Regions from separate parts of the Homo sapiens genome. Here region 1 is linked to region 2. A link is an interaction called in ENCODE POLR2A ChIA-PET data of the cell type or tissue named here. Cell type or tissue: PC-9. All regions are shown on one strand. Links, peaks and the distances in the headings refer to the core of each region. The heading gives the core; the rest is flanking DNA.

Evidence for each region. ChIA-PET counts read pairs that join two places held together with the same protein. Peaks named below come from ENCODE experiments on the same cell type or tissue, not always from the same donor. Only the 100,000 strongest peaks of a DNase experiment are listed, where the experiment ranks them.
Region 1: POLR2A ChIA-PET joins it to region 2 with 5 read pairs; 2 of 35 experiments call an interaction of 5 or more read pairs at or near these places.

What each region holds. Positions count from the first base shown.
Region 1 is chr12:51,990,887-51,996,248 of GRCh38, reverse strand. ACVR1B (activin A receptor type 1B) reads right to left here. Exons shown (of 9, transcript NM_004302.5): 8 at 4,256-4,386; 9 at 1-2,264. The coding sequence ends at 2,139. Among named protein-coding and RNA genes, the nearest start is that of TAMALIN, 13 kb to the left of the region's middle. RefSeq lists a silencer at 2,944-3,053. In PC-9, for the core only: CTCF peaks have their summits at 2,766 and 2,980 (motif pointing left); a DNase peak (open chromatin) is centred at 2,928.
Region 2 is chr12:52,229,496-52,234,857 of GRCh38, reverse strand. KRT7 (keratin 7) reads right to left here and starts at 1,615. Exons shown (of 9, transcript NM_005556.4): 1 at 1,238-1,615. The coding sequence starts at 1,561. It also overlaps the pseudogene TMT1AP1. RefSeq lists an enhancer at 54-1,029. In PC-9, for the core only: a CTCF peak has its summit at 1,887; DNase peaks (open chromatin) are centred at 1,697, 2,877, 3,747, 4,437 and 1 weaker place; H3K4me3 peaks cover 4,109 bases; H3K27ac peaks cover 5,000 bases.

The DNA of each region.
Region 1 (5,362 bases), core at 117-5,116, 240 kb after region 2:
TACACCTCCCCTGGGGACAGGAAGGGGGCTCAGAATGAATGCAGTGATTTGAGGTCTCACCTGGGGTTCTAAACCCCAGGTCTCATCACCCGCCCCTGGTCTCTTTGTGGAGGGGGTTGTGGGGGTTCCTCTTTCTTCAGTGATCTTATATAAGAACAATAATTCTAGGCTCAAAAGGGTCGTAGAACCAATTATGAAACCTTCTGGTCTCAAAACAGGCATCTACTTACTTGAATCAGCTCTTTTTACAGTGCTCCAGGAGTAGGACCCAAGCATGTCTTGTCCACAGATGTATTCCCAGCACCTGGCACCCAGCAGGCACTTCACCCACATTTGTTGAATAAATGCCTGGAGAGGGTACAACCAGCTGGACAGTGCAAGAAAGGGCCCTAGAGCAAAAACCACTCAAGGAATTGGGGGTGGGGACAAAATACGAGAGAGACTGAGCCTCAGGGCAAAGAGGAACTCTCACTGCTGAGTGGGAACAGGCTCAGGTGCAAGGACAAACATTTCCAGTGTGATTGAGCTATGTGCGTTCAATTGGATAATTTTTTTTTTTAGGGATTTCTTTAAAAACAAATAGATTGAGAGGTAATCACAGAGATGGTTTTCCTTTTACAAAAACTTAATATTTAACAACATTAAAAAAAGTTAAAATCCAAACCCTCCCAATAAAATTAAAAAAAGAAATCAAACCACTCCAGTTAAAAGTTATGGCTTCAAAGTTATTATATACCTAAGATATGCTGACCAAATCACCACCCACAGCCGTGCTTCTAGGCTTCGTTAAATACTATACTCAGGTTAAATAACATGTTCGGCTCAGGCTGTTCCCTTCAGTAGGGCTCCTGAAGTGGATGCAAACCTCTCACCTTCCCTCCACCCTGATCAGACAGTCCAGTAAAAGAAGACCCATGCAGATGCCTCCCTCCCACCCCAGACTCCCTCCCCACTCCTTGCCCGCCCTTCCCTTCCCCACCCCAAACCCACCACCACCAAAAATATACACTGCTGTTTCCAGGATCTGGGAGATGAAAGACAGATGTAACATTCCAATCTGAGTCCCGAGATCTGGCTTCACATTCCTCGGCCCTTCCTCGATGCTGCTGAGGATGATGCCCTTGGGCTGGCTCATTTCCCATGGCTGACACTAACACCCAAGACTTCCACCAGGATTCCTTCCCTGCCCATCCCACCCACCACCCTCACATTTTGGCCCAAAAGCCTCTTTTGTCATGGACAACTGGGCCAGCTTTGGTTCCACAGTCTGAGATGGAGGAGGAGAGCTGTGCTGATGCTGGGGTGGGCAGAGTAGCCTGCCAGACACAGAGTACCACTGTGGCATGAGGGGCTCTGGGGGAGGGAGAGACCTCCAGGGAAGGGCACCAGGGAAACTAGATGCTGCTCACTACTGAAAAGAGGCACCAGCAAGCACGGACAGCATGACGACCACACCCCCGACCTGCACATGCACAGAAAGCTCAAGCAGGTAAGTGCGCACCTACAGACACACACACACACTCACACGCACGTGTAAGGGCATGGCACGAACCAGGCACAACGGGGGACGCACCTCGGCACATGCACACACGGCTGGACAGACAAAGCGGCAGATTCCGTCTCCACTGGCAGTCTCCCGGCAGCGTCCATCCCAGGGAGGAGGGGAAAGCGCGGCTCAGAGCTGCCTGTGAGAGGGGCTGCACTTCTGGTTCTTCCGGGCCACCTTGGTGTGCTGTGGGCTGGTCCCCGAAGGAAACCCTCAGGGCAGCTTAGCACTGGCAACACCTCGGTTCCTCCGGCCCCTCCCAAGCGCCCCTGTCATGGCTCCTGGCCACGTGCCAGATGCACCGGGTTTCGCGGGACTTCCCACTACAACCAGTTCGAGGTGTGGCACTGAGTTCTCCACACAATTCGCTCTCAGAGTCTCCATGCCATTAGGAGGTAAATAGAAAAGGTGTCTGTCTCAAACCCAACATGGGAGTGAGCGAGTCTCTCCCGGGCTCTGTCCCTCTTGCGGGCCAGGGCTCCTGGCCACAGAGGGCTGGGCAGAAACGAGAGGTAGGCCTCCATCGTACGCTCAACGCGGCAGCTGTGCGTAGTTCTCGCTGCCAGGAGCTCCGTGTGGAGAGAGGGAGCAGTTAGATCTTCACGTCTTCCTGCACGCTGAGCTGGGAGAGGGTCTTCTTGATGCGCAGGGCCGTCAGGCGGGCTGCGCCGTTGGCATACCAACACTCTCGCATCATCTTCCCCATCACCCGCAGTGCCTGTGCAGAGACCCAGGAGCCATCAGCTCGGTCATGCCCTGGAGAAGCCTTTCTGGTCCCTAGGCTCTCACTCATTTCCCTGCCACCTCCCGCTCAGTGCAGTCTGGCAGATCCACATCCACCCGGCGGCCGACCTTAGGGAAATGCTCTGCAAGGCTCCCTTTGTTCCCTGGCTCTTCCTTTTTTTTTTTTTTTTTTTTTTTTTTTTTTTTTTTTTTTAGAAGGAGTCTCACTCTGTCACCCAGGCTGGAGTGCAGTGGCGCAATCTTGGCTCACCGCAACCTCCGCCTCCCGGGTTCAAGTGATTCTCCTGTCTCAGCCTCCCCAGTAGCTGGGACTACAGGCACACACCACTACGCCCAGCTGATTTTTGTATTTTTAGTAGAGATGGGGTTTTACCATATTGGTTGGCCAGGATGGTCTCGCTCTCTCGACCTTGTGATCTGCCCACCTCGGCCTCCCAAAGTGCTGGGATTACAGGCATGAGCCACCGCGCCAGGCGGCTCTTCCTTTTTAAGGGACAGCTTACACAAGTGAAAGGCAAACGCTGCAGCTAACGGCCAGCTCTTTTGGTCTCACCTGCCCTCTGAAGCAAACCCTGCCCTGAGGGTTCCAAGGAGTGCGGTGAGAAGTGCTGCTCTATGATGCAACACGAAAGCATCAGCTAATATGCAATTCTGTTCTGAAATGCAGAAATGCCCTCTAGTGGTTAGACTCGTTAAAGGCAGAGCCAACCTCTCTACTTGACTAGGTAAGTTCTGGGGCTCTAATGGACGGCAAGGTGACTAGAGTCAACAATACTGTACACCTGAAATGTGCTAACAGTAGGTCTCAACTGCTCTCACTACACACACAAGCAACAAGGTGAGGTGACAGATGTGTTCACTAACTTGTGTGGTAATCATGTCACAATACATACATGTATCAATTCAGCACTTTGTACACCTTTGTTACAATTTCATTTGTCAATCACACCTCGATAGAGTTGGGAAAAAAATAAGTAAAAGGAAATGCAGAACCGCAAGTGAAAAGGAGGCCCATGAGCACTTAGCTAGGCGAAGCCTGTTCCCCTGAACACTCTTAAGACCCTAGAATTCCATGTTTATTAGTACGTATGTCACAAACATGTCCTCATGTCAACTCTTTCCACCAAATGTTGTTTCCCCCACACCCCTGATTTCATCTGCCGTCTCTCCCAAATTCACATTCTCCATCCCAATCCCAGCCCTGTCATACACATCACCTCCTCCCTTCTGAGTTTCTGGAAAGACCACTTTCCTCACAGGCATGTCCTCCTCCTCTGTCTGGTCTCAGGGCTTCTCTTATGGACACCTCCTCCTCACTCTTCCATGGAGCTCAGCTCAGCTCGGGCTCCAGAGCTGCTTTCCTAGTTTGGTGTCTAACAGCTCTGGGTTCAGTTGTCACTTGTTGACCACCTCCCTCATCTGTGTCTTGGAGACAAAGCCTTGTCCTTTTTCTTTTATGAGACAGGGTCTTGCTCTGTTGCCCAGGCTGAAACGCAGTGGCCCAATCATGGCTCACTGCAGCCTTGACCTCCTAGGCTCAAGCAATCCTCCCACCTCAGCCTCCCAAGTACCTGGGACTACAGGTGGTGTGCCACCAAGCCTAATTTTTTATTTCTTGTAGAGATGGGGTCTCCCCACATTGCCCAGGTTTGTCTCGAACTTCTGAGCTCAAGCTATCTTCCTGCCTCAGCCTCTCAAAGCGCTACGATTACAGGCCTATGCCACCACACCAGGCCCAAAGCCTTTTCTTCTTCTAGGCTGTGAACTCCAAATGGCACCCTACAGGGTCCAGGACAAGAGACTGTAGCCCTAAAGGGCTTGGGATATGTAAAATAGCACGTAATAGTAAATAATAACTGACACTCTCAGGGGGCTCCTCTGGGGCCTGACCCCATTGTCAAGAAACCCTTTTCTAAGGTGGAGAAATCAGGCTGATGGGAAAGCCGCAGGAGGCCAGCTTCTTACCTCATAACTCTGCCACCAGTTGGGGATGTTGGGACGCAGCTTCTGATCACATACAACCTTTCGCATTTCCTCAATGGAAGGGTCAGAGGGCACTAAGTCGTAATATGGCAGCTGATATTCTTCATGGACTCCTGGGAGAAAAGAAAGTATCTACCTGAGTTATCAACAGCAGGAAAAGATTACTCAGAAGCCGGTGACAAAACCTACACTGTGCTCTGTAAATACCACTACCCCCTAAGGTTCCTTAGAAAGTTAGTTAATTCTAAGTATGGAACAAGAAATACACAAAAGGGGCCGGGCATGGTGGCTCATGCCTGTAATCCCAGCACTTTGGGAGGCCAAGGCAAGCGGATCACCTGAGATCAGTAGTTTGAAACCAGCCCCGCCAACACGGTAAAACCCCATCTCTACTAAAAATACAAAAATTAACCAGGCATGGTGGCAAACACCTGTAGTCCCAGCTACTAGGGAGGCTGAGGCAGGAGAATAGCTTGAACCCTGGAGGCAGAGGTTGCAGTGAGCAGAGATCATGCCACTGCACTCCAGCCTGGACAAGAGTGCAAGACTCTGTCTCAAACAAAACAACTAAACAAAAAGAAATACAAAAGAGTAGCCAGGAACATTTTTTTTCATAGCCAAAGCAAGGAATCTATCAAAGACTACTGGGGGTCACATCAAAAGGCACCAACTTGATAAGCTCCCAACTGAGCAAAGATGGGAACTTTTAAGTAACAATAAGACAAATAACTTCAATGGAAACAAATATTTTTAAAGTCTAAAAAAGGAAATTTCAGTCACCTACCTCTGTGGGAGGCTACAGAACCACCTCATTATTTTGAAAAATGGTAAATAAGTGGAAAGAATCAAGTATTTTTTCTGCCTCTCCTATTCCAACTATATATCATGGGAACCAAATACATATGTAGGGGAAGTAATCATTCGCTTAGTTTTGGACAATATCACCACGGCACGTTAACGACACAAAAATAGAGAACCAATGCTACGCAACTTGTCACAGAAGGACAGAGGAACCCCTGTGAAGGATACGTGTCCCCGAACCCCCAGAAATGATTCTAGCTGCCAGATCTAACTACCAATTCATAGGAA
Region 2 (5,362 bases), core at 170-5,169:
TATCTGAACAGCCACCTCTTCCTGTCAATGGATCATGAGGATGACCAGGCCCAGCCCTCCCTTCTGTCTGGGACCTCTTCTCTTCCTTCCTCAATATCCTTTCTCTCCTTCCCCTTTCTCCAGCAAGGCCTCAGGACAGTCAATCCATGGTAAAATGACCCCAGCCTGGAGCCCACAAAGGCCCTTAAGGAGTAGCCGGTATGACTGGAGGTGGGAGGCAATAGAGGCCTCTGCAAAACCAGCAGCTCAGGGCCCCAGGCCCTGGGGACCACAGAGAGTAAGACGGTGCAGCTCAACACATGGGGGAACCTGGGCCTGGAGCAGCTTGGGGAGGCCCCTATGAAATCTAAAAGACCGGTCTGGGTGAATGGCGAAGGAAAGGAGAACGTGAGGGAGGCGGGTGTGGGAGTACACTTCGTCTAAGCTGAGGAAGGGGGCCCTGGCCAGAACAGCCCAGCAGGGCCAGCCCTGAGTTCCTGGCTTTGGCAGCACTCCTCCCAAACCCACCAGTCAAGTCTGCCCTCGCCCCCTCCAGCGGCCCCATGTGTGGCGGAGGCCAACAGCCAGGAAAAATATCTCCAAAATGGACCCCTTTTTGAGGGCCCTCTCTGCCACTCCCTGCCCCCAACTGGGCTGTCTTCAAGGGCAGGTATAACCTCTCCTCCTGCCACCTAAGGGAGGCTGGAGGACCAGGCAGGTGGGGGAGGGGAGGGGCGGGAGCCCCCCCCCCTCCCCCGCCCCACCGACTGCCGCTCTAATCTCCAGCATCTGCATCCGCATCAGCATCTGAGAGAGCCTGGGTCTCCCCCTCTGGGAAGGGCGTGCCATCCAACTCCATTCCTGACTCCACACGGTCCTCTCTCAGGGAAAGGGTCCCAGAGAGAGAACTCCTGGCCTAGGCCTCTGGAACTCCTAGTCCGAGGCAAAACTGGTCCAGGTGACCAACAGGCAGCCAGCGAGGGCAGCCCTACAGGACTCAGGCCCGCACTCCGGGAGGAAAGGGAGGGGCAGCTGGGCAGCTTGCTGGAAGGGAGGGCTTGGAAACCGAGGGGATAAAATAGCCACGGGGTTCATGCGAAGGAGGAAGGACCCCCAGATCGTGTCCCCAACACTGGCGGAAAGACAGAAGGGCGGCAGTGCTCCCCAGCGCCTGGCCCGCGCGCAGGCAGGGCTAGTTAGGGCGGCTGGTGTGGTCTGGAGCGCGGCTCGAGGAGAGGCGAGGTCCAGTCCCGCTCACCTTGTCGATGAAGGAGGCAAACTTGTTGTTGAGGGTCTTGATCTGCTCGCTCTCCTCCTGGCGCACCCGCTGGAGGGAGGGGTCGGCGTCCAGCCGCAGCGGGGCCAGCAGGCTCTGGTTAATGGTGACCTCGCGGATGCCGGCGCCCACCGGGCCCCCATAGGCAGAGCGCACGGCCACGCGCGGCCGTGAGGCGCCGAGGCCGTAGAGGCTGCTGCTGCCAAGGCCGCCGGGGCGAGCGGAGCTCAGGCGCACCTGGGCGCCGCGGCCCGAGAAGGCGGCTGAGCGCGAGGTGAATACCGGGGAGCTGAAGTGGATGGACATGGTGGCTGGGCCGGGATGGACCTAGCGGCGGGCGAGGAGGAGCGCGCACTCGCTGACCTCGGGGACACTCCGCGCCTTTTATCCGCGGGAGCGGGCGGCTGGGCTTCCACAGGTAGGGGCGGGGCTGCCGCGGGCCACCTTTCTCTGCTGCCAGGCCCCTCCTGGGGCCGCCCTCCGCCCTCTGCCCGCCCGCCCCGCCGAAGCCCAGGCTTTCAGTCCAAGCAGGGATGGTCCGGAGTAGGCAGGAGCGCCATCCCTAGACGGCCGCAGAGAACAGCGGGGGACCGCAGTTCCAGCCCATTGGAAACGGACTCAGTGAGGGAAGGCTTCCCGGAGGAGGATGCTTGGAGAGGGAGTGAAGAACCTAGAGATCCCTGAGGCCCAAGCAGAGAGACCCAGTGGCAAGAGACTGGGGGAAGGGGTGGGCTGAAAAGTTCCAACCCAGGAGTCAACGCCCAGACGTCCCCATCCTCCAGGCTGCTGAAGCCAGAAAGGCATTCCTTACCGCTCTCCCTCACACCGATCCAGCTCCTCCTTGAGAGATCAGCTCACTTGTTCAGGGGTCTGACCCCTCCTGGCCCAGCTAGTTTCCCTGGCTGCGTTCCTTCCTACTTCATTTCCCATAGAAACTAGGCTGAGAGAGACACACGACCGACCGCACCTCTGGCTCCTCCCCTCCCCACTCCAGTAGGCATCGGAATCCCAGGGACCTTGGGAATGCTTACCCTGGACCCTCACCTCCCGGACCCTCCACTCATATTCCTGCCCATTTATTTTATGCGTCCCTGTACAGGAAGGGGACACTTGTGTGTATTTGTGACACTTTGTGGATGTGTGGACACTTTGTGGATGTGTGCACACGCCTGCAGGCCTCTGGGCTCTGCTGTGCTCACACCCCCAGGCATATGCACCCGCATGTCTGAGCCTGCTTACACAGATGGGGGTCTGTGCGTGCATCCTGGGCGAGGGGGCAGCTGTGGCTACACAATGGCACACATTTTCATGCCTGCCTGAGTGCGTGTGCTTCTGTTAGCACTCAACTCTCCTCCCGCTCCCTCCACCATTTTCCTGTTTAAAGGCCCTCAGCTTTCATCATCTTTCTCCCGTGAAGCCACCACCAAACAATTCCCAGCAGTTTCAAACCCAGTCAAGAGGGGTAATCCTAGTGCTGGAACCGAATACCGGACAAAGCCTGAGTGTTGGCCTCACTTCCCGGTAGGGCCAGCCATGCTTGCCACACCCTGTTCTCAGGCCTGGCTTCCGTCTGCCCTTAGCCCACCTCTAGCCCCTCCCAATAAGCTGGCCAGGTTCGTTACCTCAGACCTAAGCCCTTGGGGGAGACAAGGGTGGGGACGGAATGTCCTTCCTGCTTGGCCATTTCAGTTAAAGCACAAGGACTTCCAGTGAGGCTAAAGACTGTCACTCCTTCTCAGTGATCTTAGTGAAGGCTCACCAGCCTCCCTCCCTGCCTCCCCTCCTGACCCTAGCCATTGGTGTTGGGTCAGCTCAGGCCAGAGGCGGAGGGGTGCCCAAGGAGACCTGCTGTGGTATCGGCTGTGGAGCATGTATGTGTGCATAAGACCGAGAGAGATTCGACCTGGAATTGTGCCTGGTTGTAGCTTGAAGAGCATACGGATTACCTGGTCCTGTGATATTTGCATTCATAGGAATCTCACTGCCCTCCTTCCCCAACGCCCAAGCAGGCAAAAAAGACCAATTGTTTAATTTACACACACACACACTCCAACTTCCTCACCCCTCAGGGCTCATCTTCAACTCTGTTTTTACCACTGCCTCTCACACCAACGCCTGCTCTCCCATACCTCCACTAACAAGTTCTGCCTCTGGCCCTCTCATCCGTCCCCATCTCCAGCCCCCTACAGGATCTGCGCTCTGGAGGCTGTGCCCACCTAGACCAGGAGTTCCTGCATCCACTTCTCCCCTAAAGCCTGGCTGGGAAATCTTTGTCAGGGCACTGCTGTTGCCTTGAGGCCCTGGACATGTCACTGCCCCTCCCTGGGCCATGGATTTTTCACCCAAGATGAAATCTCCAGATTCCATACCTAGAGAGGACTGGGGAGGACAATGGGAAGGAGAAAAGGTCTCTGGGCTTTTCAGGCTCACATCTGGGGTTGTGGGTGGGGGCCACTTTGAGCAACATTTCTGCATTCCAGGGCCTGCCTGACATTCACCCCTTGGCCTCTCCTCCCCTCTCTGAAGCATTCCAGGCCGTTCCAGCCCTGGCCAGTCTCCTCCTGCCTCTCCATTCACAGGCCAGCACTAAGAGCCCACTCTGTGCCAGGTGGCACACGCAAACATCCTCTGGAGGGCTTCCCAAAGCGCTGCCAACCTGAGAGGCTGCAGATAAGATTCCTGCCCACAAGAGTTCACAGCTCACCCATCCATCCAGCCTCTGTCTCCACCCCACCCGGACTTTGTTGGCCTCACCAAGACCACCTTAGGAAATCCTGGGCAGAATCATGAGGCGAGTTATTCCCACAGTCTTTCCCCATTGGTCATCTGCCTGCCCCAAATGCAGGCTCCTGTCTCCGTAGCACTCTGTCACACACACACAGCCAAGCACACCCCCACTGTCTTCCCACCACCCTCCTAGCTGTCCCACCTCATGCTCTAGAACTGAGCTATGAACTCAAAGCAGCCCCAGGTCCTCCACATTGCCTGGCTCTGCTAAACCTGCCCTAGACACCTCTGCCCCAGTGGCCCCTGCTGCTCCTTTCCCAGAGAGGAGGCATTCTGTTTGGCTCCTTGCTGCACTTAGAGAACTATTACTCATTGTCTATCCCCTAAAAACACGTCCTCTGACTCATAAAGAAAAAAAATATTAATTTTTTCATTATCTTGGAATTCGAATTGGAATGTGGTATATTTGTGAAAAAATAGAAACATCCTAAATGCCTGTCAATAGGGAAGTGATTAAAGGAATTGACCAATTCATTTAATCCAGTGAATTGACCATTCACTGGAATGCTATTGGTTGAAAAGAAAATCCTTTATATACTGATTGAGTTTTTAACCTTTATATATTGATTGCACAGATCACTGTGATTCTAAAAATCCTGTGGGCTCCTGTGATCCAGCTGCACCACTCCTGCCTCTCTCCCCTGAGGCTGATCCCTACTGGCCCCACAGCCACCTACTGACCTGACTCCCTTCATGCTCACTGTGGACTCTGGCACCTGGGTCCTGCTTCCTCTCCACCCCGGGCTCCCTCATTCTCAGTGCAAATGACCCACCCAGCATCTTACCCTTTGAGTTCCTTGAGCTCCTCAATTCTTTCACTGCATCCTTTTTCTCTTGCCTACACCTGAGGTCACATTCTAGATCCTAAACTGCAGGACCATTGATAATAACTCTCACTGTCATTGGTGGATTCCTCAGCTACACCAGCACCCCCAGTCCTGAACTTGGCTGTTCCGTTTTCTCCCCACCCACCACCCTCCTTTCACCTTTCTTTCCAGCTCAGGCTCCCTGACCATTACTCTCACCCTCTGACCCCTGACTCTTCAGTCCCCACGTGGATAAATCTCCAGCCCTATTCAGCCTAAACCTCAGACTCCTCTCCTCGAGCTCTAGCCTGCAAAGCATTACTGGAGAAAGCCACATCCTTGGGGTCGGGTGTGACCACCAATGCAATCCCCATCTGAGCGGTATCCCCTTTGCCACTGGGCACTTCTCTCTGCCTTTGGTCAGCAGTGTCTCCTGGGCCTCCTCGTTGCTGGCCATTGACATCCTAGCATTTCCCATGTACCTGCTGAACTTTATGGGCTTGTAGAACTGGAT